Regions from separate parts of the Mus musculus genome. Here region 2 is linked to region 1. Evidence: chromatin loops called from intact Hi-C (ENCODE). Cell type or tissue: left cerebral cortex. All regions are shown on one strand. Links, peaks and the distances in the headings refer to the core of each region. The heading gives the core; the rest is flanking DNA. Region 1 overlaps Ptprj (protein tyrosine phosphatase, receptor type, J). Region 2 holds the start of Ptprj (protein tyrosine phosphatase, receptor type, J).

Region 1 (15,413 bases), core at 3,778-11,777:
GAAGTCTCAGTAACCACAGAGCCCACTTCCAGGACTGGTCTCCACAGGCACCAGACACATTCATGCAGGTAAATACTCATACACATAAAATAAAAATAAATAAGTCGCTTTTAAAACGCTACTTCATAGGGGCGAGAGAGATGGCTTGTCAGTTAAACACAGTAACCACTTTCCATAGAGACCCAGGTTCAGTTCCCAGCCCCCACATCAGGGAGCCCACAACTGCATGCAACTACGGTTGCCAGAAATTTATTGCCTCCTCTGGCCTCCACAGGTACATAAATTCGGAGATACATACACATAAATAAAAAATAAATATTTTCATCTACTTTGCAGACCTGACAATCTTCATTTTTGAAGGCTTAGTTACACTGTAGCAATAACTCAAAAAGCAAGATGGGATGCTGGGGATATAACTAGGTTGGTAGAGTACTTCCCTCGAATGCATGAAGCCCTGGGTCCAATCCCCAGCGTCATATAAACTGAGAACAGTGGTGAATGCCTATATTTCCAACATTTAGGTACAGACAGGAGAGTCAGAAGTTCAAGGTCATCCTGGGCTAAATAATGAGGCCAACCTGAGATACATGAGACCTTTTGGTTTTTTGGGTTTTTTTAAATGCTCATAGGTTTTTGGGGTTTTTTTTGTTTTGTTTTGTTTTTTGTTTGTTTGTTTGTTTGTTTGTTTTTTAAAAAAAAACTATGCTCAAAGCTCCTTGAAAACCCCAGTCAAACTACATTCTTATTCTTTTAAGAATAGGGCTTGAGCCAATGGGACAGAAGGAATTGGGGTTAAGAGTTCATAGGAACACAGACTGTAAGACCAGGCACAGCAGGCACACAACCTTGGGGAAACACAACCTTACACTAATGAATTGTCCTTTCTCTGCCTGATCCCTAAAAGGGACTTAACAACAGGAGCTACCCATTGATCAGGAAGAGGATGCCAGTGGACACCTCCTTATAGGCCAGCTTGTCTTGCTCCAGCCCAAATACACAGAGCACAACCCCCAAAATTGACCATAGGGTTTTATTCTTGACCCTCCTGCGTACCCAGGTGCTGCCACAGAGGCTAGAGAGACAATAGGTAACAAAGCAGGCAAGCTTCCTCAAGCAACCTGACTCCTCGCTTAGAAAGGAGCAACACTTGTATAACAGAGACAAATCAATGCTTTGGGTAAAAATAGATTAGGGTTAAAGATCGATCAGGAATTCGAGGGAGCTGCAGGACGTGGGCTATGCCCAAACAAACCCTTTACAATCTAAAGCTGAATAACACTAAAACACCTGCACCACCAAATACCCAAGCTTACCTCGAACCTGCTGTGGACACCTACCTTCACCTACAGTGGGCTTAACTGATGATAAAGTATTGGCCATCTCATCTGGCTGGCTGGGAGCTATGGACCACTGCTCAATGCAGCAATGCAAAAAGTCTTCAACTCTATATCACTAAGCAAGGGAAAGATCACAAATCACAATCCAGAGTTTCCCCTGAATGTGTAGCACTTTTACACTATCATAAAACACGCTGAGTTGGGAGCTGGTGAGATGGCTCAGTGGGTTAAGGCACTCATAACCAAGCCTTGTGACCTGAGATCCATGCTCAGGACCCACATGGTAGAAGGAAAGAACTGACTATCCACAGGCTATACCTTTCCACACGTGCATCATGGCTCATGAAAATGCACAGGCACATAATAACTTTCTTATTTCTACTGCAACCAGATATGGTAGCACATTCGTGTAATCCCAGCATGTTCAGTGTAGAAGCAGGAGGATCGGAAGTTCAAGAACATCCCTCCCTCCAGTGTGCAGCAAGTTTGAGGCCAGCCTGGGCTACATGAAACCCTGTCTCAAGCCTCTCCTCTCACCAAAAAAAGAAAATCTAAGTTAAACTGTTGCAAGTTAAGGACTAGCTATACTTTAGGGGAAGTTCTGAGTAACCCAAAGGCATTCAAGAGACTGACATGGTCTAGGAGGTAGCAGGGCCACTGGCGCCATTCAGAGCAGGTAAGAAGGGAGGAAGTAAGGGTGACAGTGACAGATTGTATCAGGCTTTGTAAGGATCTTTCTCCCTGAGGGAAAATAAGGACCATGGAGGGTTAGCTCAAGGAAAAATAAGTAATCCAATTTCAATTTTTAAAAAAGGCATTCTAGTTGCCTTGTAGAAGCAGACACAAGAGGGTTTGTGGCACATGTAGAGAGAACAGATAAGTGGCCATCAAGACCAAAAGTGACAATGACTTGGACCCAAGCAGTAGCCAGGAGGTATGAGAAACGTTCAGATCCTGCATTTGCTCTGTAGGTCAAGCCCACAGACAGGTAGGTAGGCCGGATACAGGTTTCATAGGACAGGCTTCAAGGAGGACTCCAAAGCTTTTCCTAGGAACAACTGGAAGAACCGAATGGCCAGGAACTGAGGGGAGAAACAAGCTGGGCCCAATGGTACAAACTGTGTCCCTGTTCTCAAGGGAGAGGACCGAGGCCTTCCTTTACACAACTGGCATCTTTTGGTTTCCAGATATGAGGAACTTCCCACAAAAATTCCACCTTGTACGTGCTCCATCTTCCCAGGGAGCAAGAGTGTGCTATCTCCTCTGTGAATATCTACTTGTGACTATCCATACCACTACCGATCCTAGCGCTCTACCCACGACTGGTGGGTGCACTACTGAACCTCAGGTTCACATCTAAGACATAGCCTCCACCTGAGCTGCTATGGGTAATAAAGATAGTGTTTGGTCTCTCCCTTTGTTTTTTACACTGTGCCTCTCAGGTCGTTGATATGGGGGTGTTGTTTAAACTCCAACATTAAGCACGTCAAAAACATTGACAATAACATCTACCTTGACTTTCACAACTCTTTGGAACCTCAGACTCACCTCTCTAGTTAGTTAATCAGCAAATGAGGCCTAAGCACTACTATTAAACGCCACTAGACAGCAATGTCTGAGGGTGGTGGAGGTTCTGTATCATGCGTTTATTTGATGGTTAAATACTTCATGGTTGGTCACCCCACCAGAAGGTATGCAACTGGGCCAGCCAGACATTCTGATTCTAAAGGCCCCACTCTGCTTCTGTTCGTTAGCCAGTCAATGGTGGACAAGTTAGTTAACCTCTCTGTGCCTGCATGTATTATCAATAAAGAGGTTATGACATCATCTACTTCCTTGGGTTATCATGAGGATTAAATGTGCTAACTGATACACAGTACTTGGAAGAACAGCTGACACACTGAAAGCACTCAGTAACTGTCACTGCCAGGACTGTCACCATCACTACCATACCCAACTGCCTCTCTAATAATTAGGATAAAAGCTACCATTACCAAATTGCTTTGTAGCAAGAACTGTACACTGAGTACTTTACAGACAATTATGCAAGAAAACCTTGTAACTATGAGTTTTGTTCTGCTTTTTTTTTTTTTGAACCCAGGAACACGAAGCTCAGAGAGCAAGGCTAAATATAATGGCAAGAGCTCACACAACTAGCAAATAAATGTCAAAGTCAGGATTTGAACTTGCTTCTTATACATTTTTGGCAGAAATAAATTAAGTATATGCAATAAAGCGAACACGTGTGCTTCTGCCTGCTATTTCAAATGTTAAAATTACACACAGAATTCAGGGCACCTCCCCAACTCACAAAGCTCCCTTTGAGGCACTTCAGCCCAAGAGCACAAAGCAGGGGGAAGCTCCCCCCTCCTAGCTAACCTTATTCTCTGTGTGCAGTACCAATCACTCCAGACCACATCCCATTCCCACCACCACCTGAAAACCCACTTCCTCCACAGAACACATCCCAGGAAGCAAAAGTCAACATTAGGCCCTGGCGTCTCCAAGAACACCTTGTATATTGACCTATGTGTGCCAGCAAGTAACCGAGCTGGAAAAACAGACTCGCAAAGCCTGGAAAGGGATCAGAGTACCCTGGCACATCTTCAACACTGCTGGTTAGACCCAGCATTAGCAGGGCCGAGCCAAGCAGAGTCCTGAAAAATCCCCAGGTCAATGCCGGGGCCAAAGATAAGAGAGTCACAGTGGTATTTCCTAGACCTGACCGGGAGGCCTACCTGTGGAATGGCACTCTCAGACACCACCATCCCCAACTTTCCCAAACCCATCTGCATGTGGAACGGCAGACAGGCCCTTGTGTACCAGCCTGCCTGGCAAGCTAGTTTCCTTGAAATAGAGTGCCGTGGGCTCTTCTGAGTGCTTTGAACATGTCATGGTGCTCTACTTCACATGTCCGTCACAAGACCTGCCCTTAAGCCTTCCCAGACCAGAACTTATCAGGACAATCAGACTAGCACGGGTGGAAGGGAAAAGAACAGAGGACAAAAAAAAAAAAAAAAAAAGCAAGCAAAAGGATAGGATAGGATAGGATAGGATAGGATTACCTAGGAGACCTGCAGAGATTTGGGGCTTTGAAGACATGAAAAATTACGGTTCCATGCTCACAGGCAATCACCCAGGCAAAAACATGCTCCATATTACTTCATAAACACACCTTGGTGTATGTTGAGTCCCTACATGCACCAGCATCATAGTGGAGTATGGATAGATAGGAGATACATTTATTCCCTTCATTTCATCCTCCCAAACACCTTGGGAGACACCAGAGGTGATCTGACTTTACCAGTGATGAAATTCACAGTCAGGCTTATTAACTTGTTCTGGTGTAAAACAGACTCCATGGTAATACAGAATCAGCACCAGTCTGAGTCAGAGCTCCCACTCAACGTTTCCCATGAAAAGGCATCAGCAAGGGAAACATCGGGAGACCCAGTGTATTCAGCAAGACCACAGGGGCGGCAGACATTTAGGGTTCAAAATGATACCAAAGTCAGAAGATGGTGATAAACCACTTAGACACTGGGCAGGTCTTCCAACATCTGTAAGTCTTAGTCTTCACCTGAGAGAAGAGTCCATTTAAAATCAGGCAATACAGACAGAGTATGTGGCATGTGATTTGCAGACAGGTCAATTCTCAAAATGCAACTGAAGTTCATGGAGCAAGCCTGCTACCTGACTGTTCGCTAAAGTACCACCCTCCATCATCCTCATCCATTTCATTTATGGGTGCTCATTTCCCAGTGCTCTCAATGTCCCAGGGCTCATCATGGTCTTGGCCATGTGACTATATTTAGAAGACAAGGAAATGATGCTCAGATGAGAGTGTCTTCCTCAAAGCCTGCGGGGATGGAAGGATGCATACCTAAGGAGTCTAACTCCAGAATGTATGCTCACGATGCCAGAGAAGAAACATCTCCTAACCTCTAACCTGAAAAAGTTTAGCTGCTTGGTTCCAGATGATGAAATTGGGAAGAGATCACACTGCCAGGCACACCTGCTCCCACTTCCTCCTGGCTGCCTCCTAAAAGCACAGTTTCTTCACGGTTATTGCTTCCCATAGGGTGTCTCCATCCCTGAACTTCACACACTGGGAATGCAGGAGCTGCGGCTGAGGAAATAGTTCTAAGCCACATCACTGGCCTCAATCCACCCAAGGCCAATAGCACCCTCAGAAGGCCTCCTGGCATTAAATGCCCAATGGGGTGTGAAAATCACCAATTAGGAACTACACGGGAACCCGACGACAGAGCAGAACATACAGAGTCTTCCCGAGCCCCACGCACAGGAGCTGGGCCTTAAATCCCAGTCCTATTATATGGCCCATGAGCTAACTCCTTCATGGCCCTCACGGGGATGCTGTGAAAAGCCGAGAGTAATTACGCCAAGCCCAGAGCTCAGGGGCTGCCTCGCAGAAATAGAACCATAAAGACATAGGCCATCAGCTGAGTCCCACCTCACAGAACCCTGAAAGTCACTAGGAAAAAAAGGAGCATATTTTTCCACTTTTGCAGGTTAACAAAGTCATCAGGAGAAAAAACATCTTCCATACTTCCTTATGTATGGGAGTGGAAATAATATAATCAAATAACTTCCTCTAAGTCAAAAAGATCTCAAGTAGCTTGACCTGGAGACCAAATGTAAGAGTCCTCCGGCTTTAGCTTGGATCCCACCACCACCACCACCACCACCACCCCAGAGCCTTGACACTCAAACACAGTGCATGCTTCAGTGCGTACACGCCCACACACACACACGCACGCACACACTCACGGTAGCACTTCATACCTAACCTTTTATGAAAATGACATGCCCAAAATCATGAAATGCAGAGTAATAAGACTGGTAAACTTAAAATTCTTACCAAAAAAAAATATGTTCTAGACTGCTAACTACTAACAACGGGGTATTAAAAAAAAAAGTTACCAATAAGAGAAACCATTCATAATAGAACACCAAAAGAATCATTTCTGTCATATGATCACTTCAGGAATACCATACAATCATGTCTATAATGTGCTCTGGGGATAAAACCCTAAGAAATACAGCAAGAATGTGGATGTGGACAGTGTTTATCTGTAAATGTCATCTCTCCATTAACATCCTCCTTCATTTTCTAAGTTCTTGATCTTTAACAACCACCGAAGAGGCAAGAAAAGGCTCGTGGGTAGCTGAAGGCTGAACCTCAGTCCAGTTTCACCTAAGATAACCTTGTGCCAGGTACTTAACTTTCCCCACTTAATAGCCCAACAGTAGCAAGAGCCCTGGATGGAAGCTATTCCTATTAGGCCCTGGGAATAACAAAAACAGGTACCCCAGAATCAAAGACGTCATCAGTTAATTGGCCATTTCCCCGCGGCAGCTGTGGTACACGGATGAGAAGACAGAAATGTCCACCAGGTACCCTGTTAGATGTACCAAGATTCATAGGAGAGCTACACCCACCAGTTATACCAAAGATAAGAACAGGGAGGTAGCCTCTAAAAAAGGCTGCTTGCTACAGAAGAGAGCACACCAATCCCTGGTTCAGACCGAACCAGACAGCTCTACTTCACCAAACTGAGAAAATGAGCTTATCATCAAAAATAAATAAGTAAGTCCTCTGCTTTTACTGCTGTGTGCGAAGCTAAGAAATTACATTTTCTTAGCACAAGCCATGACCAAAGCCTCTGACTGACGTTTAATTAACTTTCCAAATAATTGCTCAAAGGCTCAAAAACAGCCTGGTACATAGCAGGCACTGAGGCATTCTGACAAATGGATGTGTGGGCCAACGTGGGTCCTAAAGGAACTCAGGAAAAAGGAATCACCATCCTATGCCACTACGTGCCTATCCAAAGCCACAGAACGCACACTGCCGCAAGTGAGCCCTGAAGTGAACCAGGGCGTCTGCGAGATAACGGCACTGCGGAAGAGTCGCTGCATCTGCCATCCTGAATGGATGGTGCCAAGTGTGGTTGCTGAATTTGTAGGTTTGACGAGGGGATATGAAATTTCTGAAATTTCTTCTACTTAACGCAGCCGTAAGCCTAAAACTGCTCTTAGAAATAAACTTAGCTCGGCACACTGGCACACACCTGGAATGTCAACACTTGGTAAATGGAGGCAGAAGGGCCAAATTAGGTCAGCTACAGAGAGAGTTTGAAGCCACTCTGGGCTACATGAAATCTTGGTTCAAAAATAAAAGTAAGGGCTGGGAAGATGGTTGTCTATAAAGTGTGTGAAGCCTGAGTTCTCACAGAACCATGGTAATGCAACATTAAAAAGGCAGAGACAGGAGGACCCGGGGCTTGCTAGCCAGCCAATCCAGCAGACTAGTAAATTCTGAGCTCATTGAGAAACACGGTCTAAGGAAATAATGTGGAAAGTAATACAAGAAGACACGTAACATCGACCTGCCTGCCCCCACACACATATACACATAGACCAATAAACAATACAATACAAATAAACTTAATCAAGAACGCAACCATAGTTGATAAAACACAGCAGGCTTTATCAGCTCTGTGTACAAAAACCAGCATACTTCTGTGACATGCCACAAAACCACGCATTCACAAGCCATCTGACTGCAGAGGCTATAGAACCAGAAAAGCAGGCTCGCCAGGGTGCTCGCTCCACACAGCACAGGAATGTTTTCAGCTCGCTGTACATTTCCTGAGTGTCAGAGGACTCAAAGAAAGACCTTCCAGCTTTCGGTTGGCTCTTCAACAAAAAGCACTTTTATTCACAAAGCTCCAGTAACTCTAAAGCTAGGAGGGTTTTTTTTTTCTCCCTCTCTCTCTGCAAATTCCTAAAAAGGGAGCTTCACAGATGAGGCCTCCAAAGGCAGGCTCTGCTGCAATTTAATTTTCATTCTAAAAGGCCATCCTCACATAAGGTCCGTGTCAAGCTGCCATTCCCCACAGAGCCCTATAGTTAAAACAACAGGGTCTTCCAGGTTTCTTAAGCCAGTCTCCGTGTCAAACGTACTCGGCCTGTCTCCATTCACTGAGTACCCCAGTGTGGAGTTTGACATTGTTGCTATAACTCAATGTGCTCCACTGAGTGAGATTTTAACCCACTGGGCATATCTGGCTATGCCTGCAAACACTCCGGTTACTACAACTGGGCTGGGTAGAAAAGGGGTGCTTCTGATGCTGCTGGCATCCTGCCGTGCATAAAACAGCCTCCAAAACAAAGCATTACCCAGCACCAAACATTACCAGTGCAGGCTTGAGCCCTGCCAAAATGGAAGGCTCAGAAATAAAATGTTTGACTCTGAACATCAGTGAAAATTTACTCTAAGCAACGAATGTTCTTTGGGAGAAAGTGGAGACTCCCCGACTACCCAGGCAACGGTTGACTTTACTGAGATTTTTGAATGTTCTGTATTGTTGTGTTGTGGTTTTTTTGTCTGGTTGATTTGGTTTGAGAGGAGGGCTGGGGGGGGGGGGGGACAACCAATTGTCATATAAGTATGCCAATATGTGTACTCACATGTGTGCATGCAAAGCCCACGCCATCAGGCACCCTGTCACCCACTGCCCTCCTACCTTGAGACGGGGTCTCTTAACTGAGTGGGAAGCTTGAATTTCAGCTGGGCTGGATTGCCAGTGAGCTCTCGCAATCCACCTGTCTCTGCCGCAATGCTGGGGTTTCAAGTACGTACAGCTATGTCCAGCTTTTCATATGTGTCCTGGGAATCCAAGCTCAGGTCGTCATGTTTGGAGAGCAAGTTCTGTTACTAACTGAGCCATGTCTCTTGCCCCAAGGCACATATTTTTTAGTAGTTTTCTTTTATAGTTGAAGAAACATTGAATGGAGAAGGAGGATCAGGAGTTCAAAGCTGGTCTGCACACTCACATGAATCCCCCCACACACACACACCACACAAACACACAACACATAGTACTCCCACCAAAAAAAAAAACAGTTCCTCAGAGCCGATGGCTCAGCTGGTAAAGGCACGTGCCCAAGGAAACAGAAGCAGATGAGACCCTAAACCCCTTCAACACATCTGTTGGGTTACATGGACAGTGACGTCCACAGCATCCCCCAAGACAGCCACTAATGACTAGAACCCCATCAAACTGGCAACAGCCAGCCCAGAAAGCTCGGAACCCCACAAAAGCCCCATGAGAAGTGCATACTGCATGCACAGTGGAAAATCTGTTTCCGAAGAACTACCAGAGCACCCACCAGGCTGAGTCACCCTCCCAGGTCGCCCTCATGTTCACGTGCAGTGGAGGAATTTCCACACTTCCATTTTTCTACAAATGTGATCAGGAGTCAAAAGTAATGCAAGTCAAGGATGTGAGAAGTTTATATTTTAAATCATCTTGTTTCCTTATATGTGTTTGTGTTGGAGGGCAGGTGCAGTGCTTAAGATCAAACCCAAAGCCAAGTACTCTACCTCTGAGCTATCCACCAGCACCTACGATCTCACTACGCAGCCCAAGCTAGCCTTCAACTCAAGAGCCTCGTGTCTCAGAACCCTGAATGCCAGGGTTGTTGTCAGGCGCCACCGGGTCCAGTTTAGAAACTTTTTCAAGTGTTTTGGTGAGGTTTTGTTTTGTTTTGTTGTTTCAGGGATGGTAGCTGTTTGATGCTTTTGACAGGATGGCCATACAGCAGGCTACTAGGTTCCATCTCACCTGACCTTTGTTTATTTTTTACTTATGGCTTTGTTTGGGGGGGGTTGTTTCAGGTTTGGTTTTTTTGTTGTTGATGTTGTTGGGTTTGCTTATTCATTCTGTTTGTTCTTTCAGCAAGTTTAATAAACTTTTGCCCAAACCCCAACTGAAATGTGCATGAAGACAGTCAAATGCATTTCATCAGACAGCATCCTCTGCTGCCTCAGACCTCAAGACTCTTCTGAGTCTCGTTTACAAGCTCAGTCATGGGCTTCCCTTGGCTTGTTAACGAAGTCAAACAGTTGTGTTTGTGGTGCTGGGAATTAGGTGCATCACACATGCCAGGCAAACACTCTACTACGGAGGACTACCACCTACCACAGTCTCTATCTACTTATTTATTCACTTTGTGTGTGTGTGTGTGAGTGTGTGTGTGTGTGTGTGTGTGTGTGTTAATGTCCTTCGTGGCTTTGTGTGTTGTGTCCCAGAGTTCTGCTGCATTGGGTATCTTCTTCAGTCACTCCCTACATTTTTAAATGTTTTTTTCTTGTTGTGTATGCTTTGACTACCGGTATATATGAGCACCATATGCACACAGTGCCTATGGAGGCCAGAAGAGGGTGTCAGAACCTCTAGGACTGGAGTGACAGGTGGTTGCCAGCTGCCCGTGTATGCTGGGAACTGCTCTGAGCTCTCTGTAAGATCGCTAAGCCATCTCTTCAGCCTATCCCCCACTTAATGTCTGAGACAGGGTCTCTCACTGAACCTGGACCTCACTAATAAGCTAAACTAGTCAGCCATCAAGCTCCAGGAGTCCGCCTGTCTCCTCCGTCTCAACACCGGGTTAGAGACACACCATAGATGGCTTCTTAGGTAGGTGCTGAGGAGCCAGACTCAGATCTTTACATTTCAAAGCAAGCACAATTGGTGAACTGAACAACTGTCTCAGAGCCACTGAGCCCCTTTTTTGCTTCCTACTTTGAGACGGAGTCTTGATAAATCACTCACGCCAATCTTGAACCTGCTCTGTCTTCTACATTTCTTCCTCAGCACACTGAGCAGCTGGGGTTACAGGCTTCACCACCAGGCCAGGTACAACTTTAAACTTTTTTCAAAGTTTGCTTGTGAGCTCATAGAGAAACCCTCAGATTTCTGAGACCAGAGAGCCTGTCACTCCTATCTACCAAAGCCAATATGAAGCCAGAGCACAGCACACAGTAGACTCCATAATTGCCCATGGAATGAACAAATGAATGAAAGTGACCCTTGGAACAAGGAGTTCTGTCGTCCATTTCCTCCAATCTAAGACAGAGACATTACAAGGCTCTCTTAGCATGAGGATTGAACGAGCCAGGGGATGCGCCAATGCTAGCCCTAGGCCTCCATACAGTACTGCCCGGGCAGAGCTCCAGAGAGACCAGGAAGAAAACAAAGAGGTTGTACTTGACATGCATGGCATCTGCATCCTGATCTCCTCCACCCAGGAGAACAAACGTAAACTCCTACTCCTGTCAGGTACTCCCTCACCCCTGCAGAAGGCAGCAGAGCAGGGCTGTGGCCTGCAGAGAGAGGAGCTGATAAGAAAGACAAGGCCACAGCAAGAGTCTAAAAAGTGGGTTCTACTTAACTCAGGTACCCCAGCAAGTCTCCTCTGTCCCCATCAGACCAGAGGATGGAGAGGAGGGGAGCCAAGGAAAAGGGAACAAACTCAATTCTCATAAGAAAGATCCCTGAGAGCTGCAGCCATTTTGAGCAGGCAGCCCCAGGTTTTTACTTGGACGAGGTGAGGAGACAGTAAAGAGAAGCTTGCCACCAGGCTCCATGCAGCAAGAACTACAAAGACGTACATCTCAGAAGATGATGCACTGCTCACGGTGCAGTCCAGTTCATAGTGTGGTTCATATGGGCACTGAAGGCACTCTAGTGAAGAAGCAGTTCAAGGCCCACTCTGCCAGGAGCCCAGCTCCCAAAGCTTCTCTGGGGTCTCTTTCCACTGGCTGACAAAACAGACTCTGCAGACTCCCAGACCAAAACCAGCCCACCTGTAACACGTACAAGGTCAAAATCCAAGCTAACCCTCCAAGACACAAAAATGTTCCCTAAGACAAAAATCCCAAGTCCCACCATTTGTGCAGGGAAAGAACATGATAGACATGCCAAGGTGGGGGGGGGGGGGTACTTGGATAGCAGATGTGACCCTGGGAGGCAGTGATACAGGCAAAGTCCCAGCAAGCATGTGAGATCAACCCCTCCCTCCCCCCCCAAAAAAAAATTCTGATAACCTATTGTGACCAGAAGCTGTCTGGGACCACACACAAAGCTTCATCAACCGTGAAGACCTCTATCCCACCACTACCCACTGCTGCGCCCCGTTACCACTCCTACTCCCTCATACGCTGGTCTCTGAGGTCCTGATGACTTGGCCTGCTATCCTTACCCTGGTTTTGGGGGAGCTGCAGAAGAAACACCAGCTCCTGATCTTATACCATCTCCCTTTCCTCACGTGGGGAATGGGAAAGAAAAGCAGCCAAGCTGTCAGCCTACCAACCTGACTGGCTTCTTATGAAATCCCAAACCTAGGTGATAAACAGTTAATCTTCTGTTCACCATCACTAACAACCCAATAAGCATTGAAGATAGGTCACCACCCTTAACTACTCAGACTGAGGCTTAGACCCAAACACTGTGGTGCCCCTTGGGCCTTCACCACCCAAGAGGACTGACCTTAGAGCAGCTGTGAATCTTCCCAGCTGTACAGTAGTCCTCACTGGAGGACACACCTCCCACCTTCCTGGGGGCATCCACTGAGGCAGTCAACCCTACAGCCAGCTGAGCAAGTAACTAGTTTGAACCCACTGGGGACAGGGTTGGAGAGCAACCTTGAAATAAACACAAGTGGAAAAGCCAAAATATAACACACCATCTCGGGGAAAACTCTGAGGGCCTGAGCTCTACAAACTGTGTAGGCCTTCCCTCAAGCCCAGTCCTCAAGGAAGAAGAAACACACCAAGTGCTACAAAAACCCTTGGAGCAAATTAACCACCTAGGACTAGAACTTCCCAGTCTCAAAACACTGGCAAAGGCTTGCAACTCTCTTCAAAGAACAGTGGTCCTTTTTCAAGACATCAAAGATTTACTGCCACCATCCAGCCAGTCAGCATGGACTTCAGAACTACTCGTAAAACAGAAAGGTATTGACAGAGTCGCTTACACCCTCCCCCAGGCCCCGTGTCCTTATCCTCCCCCTCCCCCCCCCCCCTGTAGAATGGCCCAGGATCAGGTATGATGCCACTATAGCTGCGCCTCTCCGGGAACTCCCACACTTGTCCACAAGGATCCCTTGACCCATCTCATCAGACCTTGCCAGTCTTGAACCATCCCTATTGAGGTGCAGCGAGGGCTGAATAACTCAAGAAAGGATAAAATAGAACCTCAACCATTTCCTTCCCTATTCTGCTTGGAACGCCCACCATCTCATACAGGTGGCACTTGTTCTACTTAGTTGAACAATGAATTTTTTTTTCTCCCTAAGGACAAAAACTGAGGCTCTTGACTGTATTAGTTAACTCTCTAGTCCCTCCACCCTCAAGCCAAGAAGCCCTGGTCTCCACAGGCCTCTGCCTGCGTCCTTCCGGCCTGAGGGGTGTGGTCCTGTTCTCTTGGAAAAGAACAAGATCTGACTAAATGTGACCTCATTGCTAAATACGGGGCCAAAATAGAAAGTCCTGCCTAAAAGAAAGATAATCAAAGGCTATAAAGACCACTGTCTGTGCATGGACCAGGTTCCAGGCCTGGCAGGTCAAAACCCACGCTGTAGGGGTGTGCTCTTTCTCTAAGAAAGCACATCAACTGCATTTATATACTCTTAGAAATCTTTCATAACAGGTCAAAGGTGAGCCTGATTCCATGGCTCAAAATGGATATTGTTCATGATATCTGTATAAGTCTTACATTTAGGGAAGCTCTGTTCTCTGAAACAACATCCTCTCCCTTTCTCTCTCCCCACTTCTCTCTCTTCTTTTACTCCTCTTTTTACATTCCTCCCTTTTTCTTCTTTACATTGGGCACACACACACACACACACTGGGGCTACAGATCTATTTTTACAAATGTCTATAGTCCTCCAGTGCTCTCAACTGCTGCCCTCTTCCCCAGCATGGAATACATCATATATCTCCAAGACATGCCACTGGCTTTACACATTAATTTCTACTAAGTTGGTTAAGAGCACTCTTATCTGAGCACAGTAACACACACCTTTAATCCTGCAGGGGCAGGCAGACCTCTGAGTTCCAGGCCAACCTGGTCTACATAATGAGTTCAAATTCAGCCAGGACTTCACTTAAAAAGACAAATTACTCTTGTAATTCAAAACAAACTTTCTCAAGCTTGAGAGAGGAGGTGGTGTTTTCCATGACACACAGATCTTCCCCTTGACAACCCCAAAATGAGAAAGCCTACTGGTTCAATGTTAGAAAAAAAGACACCACGTGCTGGCTCCAGTGAGCCACAATCCAGAACACAGAGTGTCCTATTCATGAGAAAAACATAGGGGATGTTTTCTCTGACTACTCAGAGTCTCTGTCACGTCCTAGTGGGCAAATAAAACTCATATGACCAAGAAGATACTAAAGAGATCTCTTATAACATAATTCCCACCATCACAATGCCCCCATCCATCAACCCTGTGTCTCTCACAAAAGGCTTGTCTAATAAGGATGTCAACTCCTGACAGCATTTAATAAATCCTGACAGACCCAATCAAAACAATAGGACCTTTACTGAGTCAATAAACATTTCCTAGTTGGTCCTCACATAAATTCAAACTACCCCTCTCCAGAGTGAGTGCGTGTGTGAGTGTGTGTGTGTGTGTGTGTGTGCATGTGTGTGAAACATTTCTTAACCTAAGAAATAGAGTCCTCAAGCTTTTCATCTCCATGATGTAACTAGCAATATCTCCATGTACCTAGATATGCCATTATGGTTAATGATAAGCTACATAATGCACTCAGGAGTCATTCAACAAGTGGTACTTACTACACAAACCTAAGAGAAACACTCTTTGTTTTCTCTCTAATCCTTCCCTGAGTTCTTACCGTGTGCAAGGCACTGAGTAGAGACAGAAGTGACAGAGCCAAGATGCCTGGTTCAAGAGGTAAGCAGGCTAGCAGACGCCAAACACAGCACAGTCAGCGGCACAGCTCAGCAGAGAGGCAGACCCAGGACAGACCTGACCTGCCTAAACTCCCAAGTGGGTTGAGTGTGGGGAAGGCGGTGGAGAGAAAGTGAAATCTGGAAAGAAGTAACATCTATCTATAGCCCAAAAGGCCCAGAAAAGAGAAGTGCATACCTGCATGGAATAACCTAGAGCTCTCCATGATTGGGGCAAACGCAGGAGAAAAGAGTGGCCACCAGGGGACCAGGGAGGGTGAGACCATCATAC
Region 2 (15,413 bases), core at 4,478-12,477, 53 kb after region 1:
TCCAAGCTCTGTCATCTGAGATCCTAAGGAATAAGGGTTATACCAAAAACAATTAAGGACAGCTGATTTGCAACAGAGATGAGAGTATAAGAACTCATTTCCTTAATTTGCAAAGTACATGAACAAATCAGTAAACAAAAGTTCTGATGTGTGTGGTGTGTATGCAGGTACTCGTGCACGTGAGGGCAGAGTTTCAGGTGATGTCTTCTGCTATATCTCTGTCTACATTTATCTTTTTGAGGCAGATTTTTCTTTTTTTTTTTAAGATTTATTTATTTTATTTATATGAGTACACTATAGCTGTCAGACATACCAGAAGAGGGCATCAGATCCCATTACAGATGGTTGTGAGCCACCATGTGGTTGCTGGGAATTGAACTCAGGACCTCTGGAAGAGCAGTCGGTGCTCTTAACCGCTGAGCCATCTCTCCAGCCCTTGAGGCAGATTTTTAACCAAACCCAGAGCTCACTCACTGGCTACACTGGCAAGCCAGCAAGTTCCAGGGATCCTCCTGCTTCCACCCTGCCTCTTTCCCGAGCACAGACCTCTATTCAAGGCTTTTACACAGACGCCAGGATCCAAACTCCTTGGTCTTTATTTTAGCACGCCAAGTACTTTATCAAGTGAACCATCTCCCCGGCCCAAAAAGAATTTTTTTCTTTTTTTTTTCTTTTTTTCTTTTTTTCTCTTTTTCTCTTTTTTTCTTTTTCTCTTTTTCTTTTTTTTCCTTTTTTCCTTTTTTTCTTTTTTCTTTTTTTCTCTTTTTCTCTTTTTCTCTTTTTCTCTTTTTCTCTTTTTTTCTTTTTCTCTTTTTCTCTTTTTCTTTTTTTCTTTTTTTCAAGAGTCAATAACAAGTAAACACCCCACCCCAGACACTGAAGAAGATATTCAACTAACTCAAAATTAAAGATACAAACAATTTTCATGATAAACTTTTTTAACCTCTCAGATTTGCACACACATAGAAGTTTAACAATCCTCAACCCAGGTGAGGGTATGGAGAAGCAGGTCTCTTTACACCCACATTTGTAGGTGCAATGGGGCAACAGTTCCAAAAACCATTCAAGAGCTCTGAGCTTTAAGCAGTGCCGCCGCTCCTATTTCTGCAATCCTAGGACCAGACAGAACTACACCAGTGGAGAGCCTCTCAGCTATTTACTACCTCTGCAATTTTCACAGCAACCACCCCAGGCTTCCATAATTCTTAACTCGTTGTGTTTTACTGTGACAGTTACAAAAAATAAACACCAAAGGCATTCCAGGAGAAGGACTTGAGGGAGGGGGAGGGGTCACACGGAAACAGCCGAGGGCCCACTGGGAAGGAAGGCCCATATGGCTGGCTTTCAGGAAGTTAGTTAAAAGAATAGGTTTACACAGGTTAAAAACTGGCATAATCTCCAAAATAACTGGATAAATTAGGAGGCTACGTACCAAGCATAACATGTATATAATATGCTCTATAAGTAGCTTGTATGGGCCACCAGGATGGATCAGTAGGTAAAGGCACTTGCCACCAAACCTGATGACCTGAGTTTGAACCCCAGGACTAACAAGGTAGAAGGAGAGGACCAACTCTCCTGTTTCCTCTGACTGCCACTCATGCTTCATGGTGTACACACCGCATGCACACAAATAAAAATGTAGTGTTTATAGGGAAATGCTGGGTATCAAACCTGGTGTTAGGCAAATGCTACATGGCCAGCCCACAGAACCATTTTCAGGACTGGGGCATGAGACATGGCGTGTAATGCAGCCAGTCCTAAACTTACTGTGTAGCTGAGAATGAAGAACCTCTGACCATTCTACCTCTCAGCACCTGTTCATCACAAGAAGAAATTTTCCTGGAAGTCTGTTTTGGCAAGGCATGTAGTATACTCCCAGACGCTGAGGCAGGGGCATATCTGGGAATTCAAGGTTTGCCTCAAATAAATAAATAAATAAATACTCTATCTTTAAATAGGACTGATAGCTTTCTGAGCCTACAGTACAGTAGCCTTGCATTTCCCATGGAGGAGACACTCCAAGACTCTCAGAGCCTAAAGCCATGGCTGACCTCCACATACATTATATATAATAATCTTTGTAACAAGACATATCTATGATAAAATTTGATTTATAAATTAGATACAGTAAGATATTAGCAATAATAAACTAATAAAAATGGAATGTTATAACAATACACTCTAACAAAAATGATGTGACTGTGGTTGCTCTCTCAAAATATTCTACTTAGTAATCCTAGCCTCAGCTGAGCACGTCTGACTGGACCCTAGAAGCAAGAACACAGAAATGGAGGGTCTAATGTACACGGGTTCACACTGGGGCGGGGGGGGGGGGGTTAATCTGGGCTTCCAAGGGATTTTTACTAGTCCAGGGGCTAAAGATGTAGAGAGTGCTTGCTCTGTACATGAGAGGCCCTGGGTTCCAATCTCAGCACCACGAAAAAGAAAAAAAAAAAAAAACCACTCTAAAGAGTTTATTAATAGCTGAGTATGCCAGGGCAAGGTGGTACACCCCTTCCTCCCAGCACTAGGGAGGCAGAGATAGGGAGATCTTTATGAGTTCAAGGCCAGACTAGTCTATATAGTGAATTTGAGACTAACAAAAGGCTATACTGTGAGACTCTGTGTAAAGAAGAAAGAGAGAGGGGGTGGGGGTTGGGAAGGAAGAAAGAGAAGTCTGGGCTTGGTGGTGTGCACCTGTAAACCTCCGCTCACTAAGGAAGCAGATACAAGGGGAACGCCAGTTCAAGAGCATCCTGGGAGACACAGTGATATCCTGGGTCAGAAATAAATAAAAAAGGGCTACTAAAGGAAACAACTCAAACGACACAAAATCCCACGTTTTCACTCCTTTAGGGAAACAATTCTTTCCTTCTACTCAAAGTCTCATTACCTGTCAAAAAGAAAGACAGCATCGCTATAAAGTTCATGCCGGTGCCATGTTTTAATATCGCTCAGTTATTCAGAAGGCATGAAATTACACTGGGCTGGCCCCTGGCACATCTACCCAGGAAAATAACCACACACACATACATACACACACACACACACACACACACACACACACACACACTCCTGCCCCGGAGAAGCAGCTAGTTTGTGACATAATACCAGCATTGTCTGCACAAGCTTCAGAAATGGCAGCAGCAGGGTACGGCTTCCCTCTAACAGGAAGAAGGAAAAGTGGAACTGAAAATTATTTGCATGTCTAAAATTAGAGGTTCTGTGGGAGCCGCGCGCTCGCTTCGGCCATCTCATCGCCGCTACCCCCCAACCCAGGCATTTCCATGCCATGGAAATTCTGAGACAATAGGACGGCTACAGCTGTCACTAATAAGGAAGTAATAACAAGTTTCCTACATCTCCTGTCCTCTGAGGGGTCACCAGAAAAGGCACTGGAAAGCCAGCCCTACCAGATGGTGATAAGCCCGCGGTAGACTTCTCTAGTCAGAGATTTCTGACACTTCCACAGGTCTCCACCCAGGGACTCTTTGCCCACCCCCCCCCCACCCCCACCCACCCACCCACCAACCATTCCTTCTCTGGCAAGTCCAGCGCCAGCTCTCTCTCTAAAGGGACCTCAGGGATGACGCACTGCCAACATCGCCACTGTGACTATGTATCTGGTCATCTAAATCATCCCCACCCTCACGGCCCATAAGAAAGCAATCTCTTCTTTCCCAGAATCGCCTTGGCTTTGGGACTGGCCCCAAACTAAGCATTTATCACCTGTGTAGTTTCCCAAAACCACCTCACACCTAAAGATCATTTACTCAGACTGCTTCCTCGGGATTCACTATTATATTTAAACAAATTTCCTTATTATGAGCCCATATGCAGCCTAGTCTGACTATAAAATCATGGGCTTGATATAGTTTACAAATACTGTTTTGCTAAGTAAAATAATACCTAACATCAAAAAGATAAAACACCTTGGAGAAACATTTAACAAATATTTGTTCTGGGAACTAATGACTCAAAGTCCCATTTCTTCCCTTACTACCCTGAAATGCCCCCACATAACAGCAGCAACCACTTCGAACAAATGCATCAGGCTTCAGGTTTTACTTGACAGCGGTCCTTCTATCTTATTTGATCCCCCCACCACCCAGCTAAGCAGGAAGTATTAGTTCCAGCTCCCAGATAAGGAAATGAAGAGTCACAGAGAGTGACTGGCTTGTTCTTGTAACTACTGAATGGCAGAGCAAGCCCACACCCAGGCTCTTCCACTTCAGTTTACCCACACAAGGCAGGTGTGCCTTTGTATACATACTCAGGCTTCAAAGAAACAGAAGTAGCCATGAGGGGCCTGAAGGTGTGACATAATTTGGGACACAAAGAATCCAAAATAATTCTCAGGCCTATCAAGGTTCGGGACCCTCAAGCCTATCTCTTGCCACAAAAGCCTGGCATCGATGCTCAGTTACACACTGAAAACCTCGACATCACCAGGACTTCTACAGCACAGAACAGGAAACTGGAGCAACAGAGCAACCTGGCTCTACTTGGGAATCATAAACTGAGAACATGCGCAGCAGCTACCACCAGAACTTCTGAAATGGCCAAATGAGACAGTTCATTAAAAGCCCTAACACAGTGCCCGACACACCTAATGCTACCTATTAATTATAATATTATCGGTGGCATGATGCTAAAAGGGAAATACACAGAAAATTGCATCTTATCCGCCACTCAAAATAATTCCCCTGGCCAAGAAGTGAATGAACTAAGAAGTAATTACTCGTGATGCACTGGCTAAAGCCAGGCCTACAGTCATCCAGAAACTCGGCCCCAGCCTCAAGCATTACTTTTAGGAGCTAAATAACCTCTTTGCTGACCAAAATTGCTCACTCTGGAGCCAGGATTCTCTCTGCTCAGGAAAGCTTGGGTATTCCTGGTCATCTTTGTCCTGGGGCTGAACTTGAAGTTAGCCCAAAGTCACAGACTAACCATAAACCAATTTGCTCTGTTTTCTTAAACTGTCTGCAAACAAAACAGAATGGTTGGGTTTTCCTTTGTTGTTCTGAAGCAAAACAAAAATAAAGTCACTCCTGTGAGAACTTAAAAAGCAGTTATAAGAGGAGCCAAAATATTTAGTGTGTGTACTCTGGTTGAAGCAGGAAAATAATCAGGCTTATAGATTAGCCACAAGACATAAAAATACAAAGTTATCACCCACCAAATGACACAAGACAAAGCAAAAAGGAACACTGTGAGACCAAGTGGCTACCAGTTGTTTTTGTTTTGTCGCTATCATCAGCATCTATTTTAATACAGACTGCTGTCAAGCTGATTAAGGAACCTAACAGGACTATATGTCTCAAGAGAGGAAGGAGAGATCACTTTGCCACACTGCCTAATACATACATAAACCAAAACTAGAGAGTACGAATGCACTCAGAAATGGACCAGTTAAGATAGCACACCCATGAAAGTCCTTGCACTAGGGTCATCTCTGACTGCCCGTCCTGTCTTGGAGAAAGGGAGTGAGATGCTAGTTTCAAAAATGGCTTTTCCGGGCCTACTAAGTACTGATGCTTCCGGCATCTCAGTTTCCAGCTTCCACGCCCTGTCCTCATCGGTGTCCAAACAGAGCTGGGTCTTTTCTGTGACCTTTTTTTCCCTTTCCTTTCTTTCCCTCCCCATTTCTGTTGCTTGTACTATAATAAATAAGAAAGCCTCTTCTGAAAAGAAAAATCAACATTAGGGAAGCCATCAAAGAAGTTCCCTCTTACTTTCTACACACACACACACACACAAATCAAAAATATTTCAAATCTAATTGACTTTTAAAAGATTTATTATTTTTCTTTTATTGATGTGTATGTGTGTCTAACTATGTGACTGTCTGTCACATTTGTATTGGTGCCTGTGGAGATCAAAAGAGAAGGTCAGAGCCCCTGGAGCTGGAGATAATTGTAAGCCTGCTCTAATTGACTCTTAAACTCAATTTGTAAGCAGTTTGGGGCATACAGTAACACAGCACTGTGCTCGAAGAGAAAACACAGCCAAAAAGCCTAGGCCCAGACTGGTAACTCAAGCTCTACTCTTGGCTTTTTTATAATCCTATCTTGCCAAATAACCTCTTCTCTCAAGTCCAATGTCCTCATCTAAGAGGTTTGAAGGGCTGGAGCTGTCTTCAACCACCAGAGCTAGCACCAAGCATGCTGGTGCTCAAATTCAATCCCAAAACTTGAGAGGCAGAGGCAGGCAGATCTCTGTGAGTTCAAGGGCAGCCTGGTTTATATAATGAGTTCTACCAGCCAGGGCTGGCAACATAAAAAAAAAAAAAAAAAAAAAACCCTGTCCAAAAAAAAAAAAAAAGGAGGGGAGCTTATTTTTAAAGGGGGGGGAGGCTGAGGATAAGGGTCTATGTGTTTTCAGTATAATATGTACATGTGTATGGATACACATGCCTGTGCTTGCACTGGGCAGAGGACACAGAATCGTATTCCTTTCAGACAGGGTCTCTTCCTGGGCAGCCAACAAGCCCCAGTGAGTCTCCACACCCCAGAGTATGCCCGTTCCAGGCACACACAACCACACTCCACATCTTACACTGGCCCTAGGGATTTGAACTCAGATCCTCATGTTTGTGTAGCAAGAACTCTTACTCAATGACCCATCCTATCTGCCCCTGACACAGTCTCTGAGTCACTTCAAAAGCGCAGGGCTTCTCTAAAACTGAGAATGTAACTTGGTGGTAGAGCGCATCCCCTACCCTGGGTTCCATCCCCAGCACCAGAGAGAGGGAGAGAGAGAGAGAGAGAGAAGGTGCCGATCCCCTGCAAGAGTCCATATCAAAATGAAACTGCTGAAAAGGATTGTTTTTGGAGATATTTCTTCATGAAACCTTTTATATTTCCTATTTTGTAACAAATACAAAAACAAGAATATGAAGACAGGACTCTCGAGTTTCTACAGAACAAACTAGAGGAAGGAAATAAGCAAACCCAAGGCAGGCGGAGGGTAGCAATGTGCTAAAGAAACACAAGGAAGGATTGGGCAAGAGATAAATTTACCCAAGATACTTTTTGCTGATTCAAAGCACAGCTTGCAACTTCTACTATTGTTGAAACAAAAGTCAGATACATACATATACATATGTATAATCAAATTAAACTAAAGAGAAATGTAGCTCAAATGTTTCTATAATATAAATTTTAGTTCAAGAGAATTTCAAGACCACACCATCCTGTACATGGAACACAAAAGCAAACAGATCTCAATGAGCTTGAAGCCACCCTAGTCTGCATAGCGAATTCTTGGAGAAGGGGAACTTCAAATAAGAAGCAGTTCTTTTTCTTTAACGTCAAAGACTGCTGTGCATGAATTTCCTACAGGGAAAGGATGAAGACAGCCCATCCACAATGTTCCCCAATAAATCCCCAATCCCATCTGAAAAGGCTTTATATGAAAAGTGGTGTACATATATAATATATATTTACAAAATTCTTTCACTCTTCAATGGAAGCCATTCAAACAATTCTACTATGAAATGGTGTGTCCCCTCCCCCATTCCTGCAGATGCTTTTTGCTAAAGATGGAATTGGGGAAAAGGGGCAAAATCAACTCTGGTTCTTCTTCAGACTCAGCTCTTACCCAGTCCAGTAAAGAATTATTTGCTGGGGACAACACCACGAGTCCTGTGCAAATCCTGCTTTAGAAACTATAAGTTACCCTTGCTGACAATTAGTTCAGGCCCAGACTCAGGCTCCCTTCTTCTGCCCGCCTGCTCTGCTGCCCCAGTGCCTATGTTTCCTCTAGAACAATTCATATTCTCATTCTCTCTCTCTCTCTCTCTCTCTCTCTCTCTCTCTCTCTCTCTCTCTCTCTCTCCCTCTCTCCCTCTCTCTCTCCCTCCCTCCCTCCCTCCCTCCCGTGTCTGTGTGTGTGCAAAGCTTTCTCTCAAAGTCAGTTTCCATCCCCAGCCTATGCTTCATTTGTGTCTCACTGTCTGTTTAGAGCTGGTACCTATAAAGCAAGTGAGACTTTCATTAGCAAAAAGCAAGACAAGAGCATCCTCCAGGCCACTTTCAGCTGCAGAGTTCAAGACCACAGCCAGTTCCCAGAAGGCTGTGAGGCAGAACTCGCTTGCTCAGCTCCCGCAGCACCAGCTGGGTGATTCCACTCTTTCACTTCTCTCCCTCAGTTCCCTATCTGCAAAATGGGAATGTCCCCCCAGCTGCCTTGCATCACATCCCCTGCCATGAAAATACCACTGAGAGAAAAGATCCAAAATTCGAGTCCCACCATTATCGGAAAAAAAAAAGTGAAGCAAGGAAAAAAAAAAAAGAAAGAAAAGAAAAGTCTGGAGGGGAGGGGTATAGCTAGCGCCCACAAAGCACGAATGCACACCCAGAAAAGCCAGCACTATCTCAGGAGCGATGATGAGAACAGAGCCAGCAGCCTCAAGGGACGCCTTTGAGCGGCCACCTTGGCAAGGCTGGGAACTTTCCCCCACAAAAAGCGCCCTCGGTTCTGAGTCCGGCGCTTCGCCCACCGCCCAGCGCCAGGGCCTGTCCCCAAGCACCCGGCCACCGCCACTGCCCTTCTGTCCAAGCCCTCGTGCCCCTCCAGGCCGGGTCGTAGGTCGGCCTCGGCTCAGCCAGGCCGTCCCTGCTCCGCATCCACAGCCCTCCGCAAACACGCCCCCTCCGGCCGCTTCGGGCGCGCAAGCAGGGCCCGCGCTGGCCAGACGTGACCAGCTCCGGGAAAGGCCGGGCCACCGCCGCCTGCAGCCCATGCGGGAGCTTCTATGGAAGAGTCAACGGGCACGGCGGGGGACACCCTGGGGACCCCGGAATCCTGCCCTTCCCCTGGCACCCGGGAGCCAGGGAAGGGGCTGAGTGGCGGGAGCAGGAGGCTGGCCAAGATCCCTGCCAGCCTCCTCCAGGAGGAAGGCTCCCAGGACCACGATCTCTCAGACCCTCGCCGGGTGTTCCTGGAACGGGTGACACCCGGGCAGGTGCAGGCGATGCCAATTCGGCCCGCGTCTTCCTACCACACGCCCAGGCCCACTCGAGAGCTTACCTGGCCCTGGCGTAGCAACAGCAGCAGCGGCAGCAGCGCCCAGCGGAGCCCGGGCGAGCGCGGGGGTGTCCGCGTCTCCCGCGCCGCGGGCTTCATGCCCTGCGCGCCCTGGAACGTGCCCGGGACGCGCCCCGCCGTGTGCCCGAAGCCGGGCGCCCTCGTCTCCGTCTCCAGCCGACGCCTCCGCCTCCTTCTCCGCCAGCCGGTCCGCCTAGTCCCCGCTCCGCCCGCCCCGGGCTTCCCCGGGGACATGGCAGCGGCGGCGGCGGCGGCCACACGGCGGAGCCTAGCGCGCCTGGCGCGGAGCGGCCGCGGCCTTAGACTCGCAGGGGCTTCGCGGGGCGGAGCGAGCGGCGCCCACCCTCCGCGCGTGGCTCCCAGCTCCCGGCTCCCGCGGCCCCGGCTGCTCCCTCTGCCTCCTCCGCGCGTCATGCGGCTCCGGCTGCAGGGAGCCGCGCCGAGCGCTCGGCCCCCTCTCTTCCCCTCCCCCTCTGAATATTCATCGCTTCCTCCCGCTCGGGCGGGCCGGCCGCTGCCGTGCTCCGCGGCCCCTCGCCGCCCTCTCGCCGCGGCCCCCGCCCCCAGCGAGCTGGCGGCGGGCGGGGAGTGGGCGGTGGCGAGCCCGGTGCACGCTCTGGCGTCTCCCCTCCCGCGGCCGGAGGAAGCGCCCCCTCCCTGTCCGCCTAGCCCTCCCACATTCCTGGGACTCGGGACCCGGGACGCTGCTCCACTGTTCCAGAGCCACGAGCTAGTATGGATGGGTCAGTAGGGACTCTTCAGCCTGGGACTCCCTCCCTGGCTCTGGCTTGAGCGTGCCTCTTGCCCAGGTCACAGTCGTGCTTGCTTCTAGACCGCAATCTGGTGAAGCCTGGCCCGTGGGTGGGCTTTGGGGGAGGGTGTGGGTGAACCCCCCGAAACTATTGGAAGCACACCATGTATTCTGTTCTCTCCCCAGACGCTGGGCCAGGAAGTCAGAGAGCCTGCACAGAAGCTGGTCCAGTGATTAGAGCCCCAGCTGTGGCATATGGCAAGCCCAGCTGTGCTATATACTAACTGTGTAATCCTGGTTGTGTGACTTGGAGAGAGATGCCTCACCTCTCTTGACCACTCTATGCTCCTGTGTAACAGGAAGATACTACGGGTACCTGTCTACCGAGACTTGCCTGGCGATTAAATGAGATCATGGGTAAAGTCCCAAAGAGGGTGGGACATAAGGTGAGCCCATCTGGCAGCTGTCATCACAAGTCCTGATCTGAAAGGAGTTACAAATTACCACGAATACTGCTACTGTGCCCAGGCTCACGAGAGGAAACCAAAGAGCTCTATCTACTGCACCTAGAAGTAATGACAGACAGTACCAAACCAAGGCATGCTAGGGAGGGAAAGACTGATTCTGACCAAAGGAAGAGGTGACACTTGAGCTGGGCTTTGATGGATGGTTGGGTTTCACCGGGCAGAGAGAGGGGAGCAGTGTGGCAGGAAGTGGGAGCAACTTGGCAAAAAAAAAAAAAAAAAAAAAAAAAAAAATCAGAAGGCAGATTCTTCAACCTTGACCTTCTGAGAAACAGAGAAACAGGAGCGTTCTATTTGGGAAGACCTGAGCAGCCAAGATAGTGAAGTGAATCTAGTCTGGACCCTATGAGAACTGGAATGTAGACCACCAGGTGTCCAGCCTGCTTCTAGGCATCCCTTGGGCCTCAGAGTCCCAGCTTCACGCAGAGAACAGAGGGGAAAGGGGCTGCACCTGTCCTCTGGTATTTTGCATTTGATTAAACACTATCTGGTTATCACAGCCCACAGGAGTTATGTTCCTCCCTGCCTCACTCTTCTTGAGGCAGAAACAGGTGTTTTTTAAAAGCACTCACACCAGCCAGGCATGGTAGCACACAGCTTTAGTCACAGCAATCAGGAGGCAGAAACAGGAGGAGGTAAATTCAAGTCCAGCCTGGTCTACAGAGTGATTTCCAGGACAGCTGGGGTAACATCATAAAGAGACTTCATCTCAAAAAAATTAAAAAATAAAAATAAACAAATAAATAAATAAAGCACCTTCCATGGTGCCCAGAGGAAAGGAGTTATAATGCTAATAGAACTGTACCTGCCCCTGATCCTCACAGACCTTGCACCATCCCAGTTGCCACAGATTCACATCTTGGTTCTGTCAACAGGGGTATGAACTCCTGCATGCCCTTTGATTTCCTACTGGGTAGAATGTATGCCCCCATTTAAGAGGTAGTGACCGTTTAAGAACTAACAGCCTTCTCTGAGAAGGGGTTAATACGTGCATAATAAACAAATCAAGATGAACTGATACTCTGTATGAGAAATGAACCCTGAACAGTGCTAGTTGGAAACTCCTTGTGGGCGGGACCTCATCTCCTCTGCCTACTCTGTGGCATCTTCACGATGCCTAGCATGTTCAGTACATTGTAGGAGCTGGGGCTCTTAAAATGTGTGGTTACCTGATGGGGAACATGGATTCTTTGCAAAGACAGACTAGGGAAGAATCATTCCCTAGGCAAAGGGATACCACAGTCTCTCTTTGCAGTTAGAATGGTGTTATATACTTGTCTTCTGTGAACCATAGCTGCCAATGCTTAATTCTATTTAACCACAGTTTTGAATTTATGGAGTTGTTTTGTTTTATAAAAAGGTCCCAGGTAGCCCAAGCTGACCCCTAACTTCAAATATACCTGAAGAATGACCTCAAACTTCTGATCCTCCTCTCTCTATGCTTAAGTGCCAGGACTGTAAACATGCATCACCACACCCCACTTATGCACTGCTGAGGACTGAGTCCACAGCTCCATGCATGCTAGGCAGGCACCCTAGCAGCTGAGCTAGATCCCCTCTGTCTATTTGACTGCCGTCCTCGTGGAGCTAAGTAAGCTGCCCAAAGACAGGGCCTGTGTCTTGCTCATCATTGCATTCACAGCAAATAGCAGTCATTCCTGTTGTACTTACTTAATTAAACTAAGTGCATGCCTTTGAATAGCAAAATAAGACACTAATTATATACCTAGACAACACACATACATACACTCATATGTACAAGCACACACACACACTCATACCATATTCTGTTTGCAAAACAGCTTTTCAGAAATAAATCTATTTTACAAAGTTCAATATATACATGTGCCTTGAGAATATACAGTATAATGCTAATGGACCTTTTTTCTATCATTTCCCCTTCACACAAAGGCTAAAGTTTTATTGACTATAGGGACAGGCACATAAAAATACCAGAACAAGAAGGAGGAGACACTGGCAAGACTGGGGTTGGAGGGGCAACTGGGTCTTTCCTTAAAACTCTATAGGGTGATACTGGGACTTCGTATTTTAAACCAGCTCTTTGAGCACTCCTTGTTGTCAAACATGCTTAGACAATTCTATTAAGCTACCTGTATCGTGTCTCTAATAATAATTATTTACAAAGAGATACATGGATAGATAAAAATAAATGGTTGATAGAGAACCAGTTATTTATGCAAGGTCACGAAGCTGTGTATGATAAAACCAGGAACTGAAACCATTTCTCTCTTGGCACTCTGCCATAATACCTCACCTCTTGATGTTTGCAGATAAAAGGTGACGTCAAGTGCTCTTGTGGGCAGTCTGTAACTGTTGCTTTTATTATTGTGTTCTTAAGCCTGTCTCCCACCAATTTTAGAAAGTTAAGAGATAGAATTTGTGACTTCCACTTCACCCCACACACAACTGAGAAGAGGAAGACGCGTCCTTAATAGCATCCTACATCCCAGCAGGAGGCAGGCTTGCTGGGCACTGGCCTCAAACCAGGTCACCAGCCCCAGAGGGAGTCCTTTCAGCCTGGCAACCCTCTGTGTACTTTAAAAGCCACCATGAGCAAACCATTCTCCAAGGTCCTCCTAAGCGGAATGGAATGTTTCTTGAGAGTCTGATTAGCTAATGCTGCAGGCATGGCTGCCCTGAGACCTTCCTGCCTTGCTAACTTGAATGGAATCAGAATGGAAAGGAAGACTTTAAGGAAAAAAAAAATCTTTGTGAAAAAGAAGAAAAAGAAAAAGTAGCACTTTATCTTCATAATATGAACAGGATGTTTCCTGTGGACTAGTTACTGGGCTATAGTTAGAATGCCATGTTCATCTATCAGACCTTAATTCCTCCCTCACAAAAGCCTGAATCACCTGCCCAAGTTCACAGCTTTGGAGTGCCGTGGTGACCTTTTCTGTTTCTGAGTTTCTGACTTCAAGCATTTGCATCGTTAAGTATTTCCCTAATTCTTTACTTCTCTCTCTCTCTCTCTCTCTCTCTCTCTCTCTCTCTCTCTCTCTCTCTCTCTCTCTCTCTCTCGTGTGTGTGTGTGTGTGTGTGTGTGTGTGTTATAGAAAAAATGCTTGACTTCCAAAGAGTCAGCTGTGTGTAACACATTTTTCAGTGCAGCCACCTAAGGATGTAGGAGGGACAGCCGTTGCTTTCAAGGGTCCCCTGCATTCCGTGACATGATAATCCCACTTGCTTCTGTGTCTCCAGCCCTCCTTCAAAGCTAGGAGGACCAAAGATCTTCATACCCTGGCAAGACAGACCCAAGATCCATGGTCTTCGAATACCTAGAAAGAGGAAGTAGCAAGGGAACTCGGGTCCTAAAAGACAAAGAGCTTTTGTCCAAGGCTTGTGTGGTGCTTTGAGTAAGAATAGCCCCATGGGCTTATAGATTTGAACACTTTGTCACCAGACAGTAGCACTATTTGAAAAGCCCAGTCTCTTTTTCTTCCTGCTGTCTTCATATTTGCCTGTATGTTTAATTCTCAGGTACCAGTCTGCATCCTGCCATGCTCCCTGCCATGAAGATAATGGACTAAACCTCTAAAACTGTAAGCAAGCCCCAGTAAAATGCTTTCCTTTATAAGAGTTGCTATGGTCATGGTGTCTCTTCACAGAAATAGAACACTGACTAAGACAGCCCTGAAACAACTGCACAATGCCCAGAAGTGGCAGGCAGGGGACAGAATGCAGAGGAGCCTTCTGTGGGAATAGCCCCTCAAACAAAGGAAGAGCTGAGAGATGAAAAGTCTAGAAAAGATGAGTGGGTTCAGGCCCAGAGGTCTCCGACTCCCCTTCTTTCCAAATTGAAAATAAAATCTAATCACATTGTGCTAGGAATATAGAATATCTAGGTTTCTGAAATCAGTATAAGAAATAATCTGCAATAATTGCTGATAGAGAAGAAAGTATCCTATAATCTAAATAGATAGATAGATAGATAGATAGATAGATACTTAGATAGATAGAAAGACAGATAGCTTAATTATATGTATAAGTATATAATTAGGCAGACAGACAGACAGATGGTTTTGCCTTTAGGAACAGACAGACAGATGGCTTTGCCTTTAGGAACCAAATGTAGTAGGTGTATGTATGATTCTTGCAGTAGAGTCAGCTACTTAGTTCAAATACTGCCATGACTTAACTGTGTGATCCTGAACACAGTTCCGTAGGTTCTCTATGCTCCAATATCCTTATCTATCATCAGTGAAGATGCTGATGTTGATCATCTATATCTCTCAGCGTTGCATTAAAATAGCTGAAGCACTTGTAATGTTTCCTGTAAAGTAAGTGCTATGGGCATGTTTTCAAGTCTTAACATCTCTTTCTAGATGATCTGGAGCAGATATATATGATAAAAAAGAGTATGTCTTTTGGACCAGATGGACCAAGTTCAAATCCTATATATTGGCCACAGGTAGCACACGTCAGAAATCCCCGCACTCAGGAGGCAAAGACAGGTGGATCTCTGGGAATTCTAAGCCAGCCATGTCTATATGTCTGGGAGTTCCAGGCCAGCCAAGGGCTACACAGTGAGGGGTGTTTGTGAATTGGTCAGGATGGACTAGGTTCTGCTGCTGCCACAGCAGACAGCCTCCTAAATCTCGAACACTTAAGGCTCATTTCATGTCCACCTCAAGTTAGCTGAGGATCAGTCTTCATTGTGTGCTTCCTCAGCCGCCTCAGCCCCATCTGCTGGGGCAGAAGGCATCTAGAATATTGTCAGTTGCTCCTGTAAAGGGGCAGAGAGGTTTAGAGAATCCCATGGTTTGGCTTTTATATGTCCTTCAAAGGCTAAAGGATTCCACACCAACCTATGTTGCCCTTAAGAGATGGTAGATGCCCTTGAGAGATCCTTTAGAAGATGGAGCCTTGTGGATGTAGTTAAGGCCAGTGGGACATGCCATCAAAAGAGACACCGAGACTTTTGAGGTTCTGAGATGAACAACTTTCTTTCACCCCATGCTTAGGTCATGTCTCGTGGCCCCACCACAAGCCTGAAGCAAAAAGGTCAAGTGACCATATACTGGAGCCTCCGAAACTGGGAGCCAAAATGTGCCTATCCTCCT

What was found. Peaks named below come from ENCODE experiments on the same cell type or tissue, not always from the same donor. Only the 100,000 strongest peaks of a DNase experiment are listed, where the experiment ranks them.
Region 2: a loop joins it to region 1, with 1.9 times the contacts of the local background. A loop is called at or near these places in 4 of 42 quality-filtered maps.

What each region holds. Positions count from the first base shown.
Region 1 is chr2:90,518,775-90,534,187 of GRCm38, forward strand. The region is part of intron 1 of Ptprj (protein tyrosine phosphatase, receptor type, J); the gene reads right to left. Among named protein-coding and RNA genes, the nearest start is that of Ptprj, 54 kb to the right of the region's middle. In left cerebral cortex, for the core only: no CTCF peak of the experiment used is centred there; DNase peaks (open chromatin) are centred at 4,734, 7,277, 8,035, 8,485 and 1 more place; H3K27ac peaks cover 1,825 bases.
Region 2 is chr2:90,571,120-90,586,532 of GRCm38, forward strand. Ptprj (protein tyrosine phosphatase, receptor type, J) reads right to left here and starts at 9,476. Exons shown (of 24, transcript NM_008982.6): 1 at 9,037-9,476. The coding sequence starts at 9,132. Gm46752 reads left to right here and starts at 9,636. Exons shown (of 3, transcript XR_001783391.2): 1 at 9,636-9,797; 2 at 9,992-10,251; 3 at 13,831-13,870. In left cerebral cortex, for the core only: CTCF peaks have their summits at 8,681 and 9,314; DNase peaks (open chromatin) are centred at 6,999, 8,113, 8,436, 8,665 and 3 more places; H3K4me3 peaks cover 3,360 bases; H3K27ac peaks cover 2,859 bases.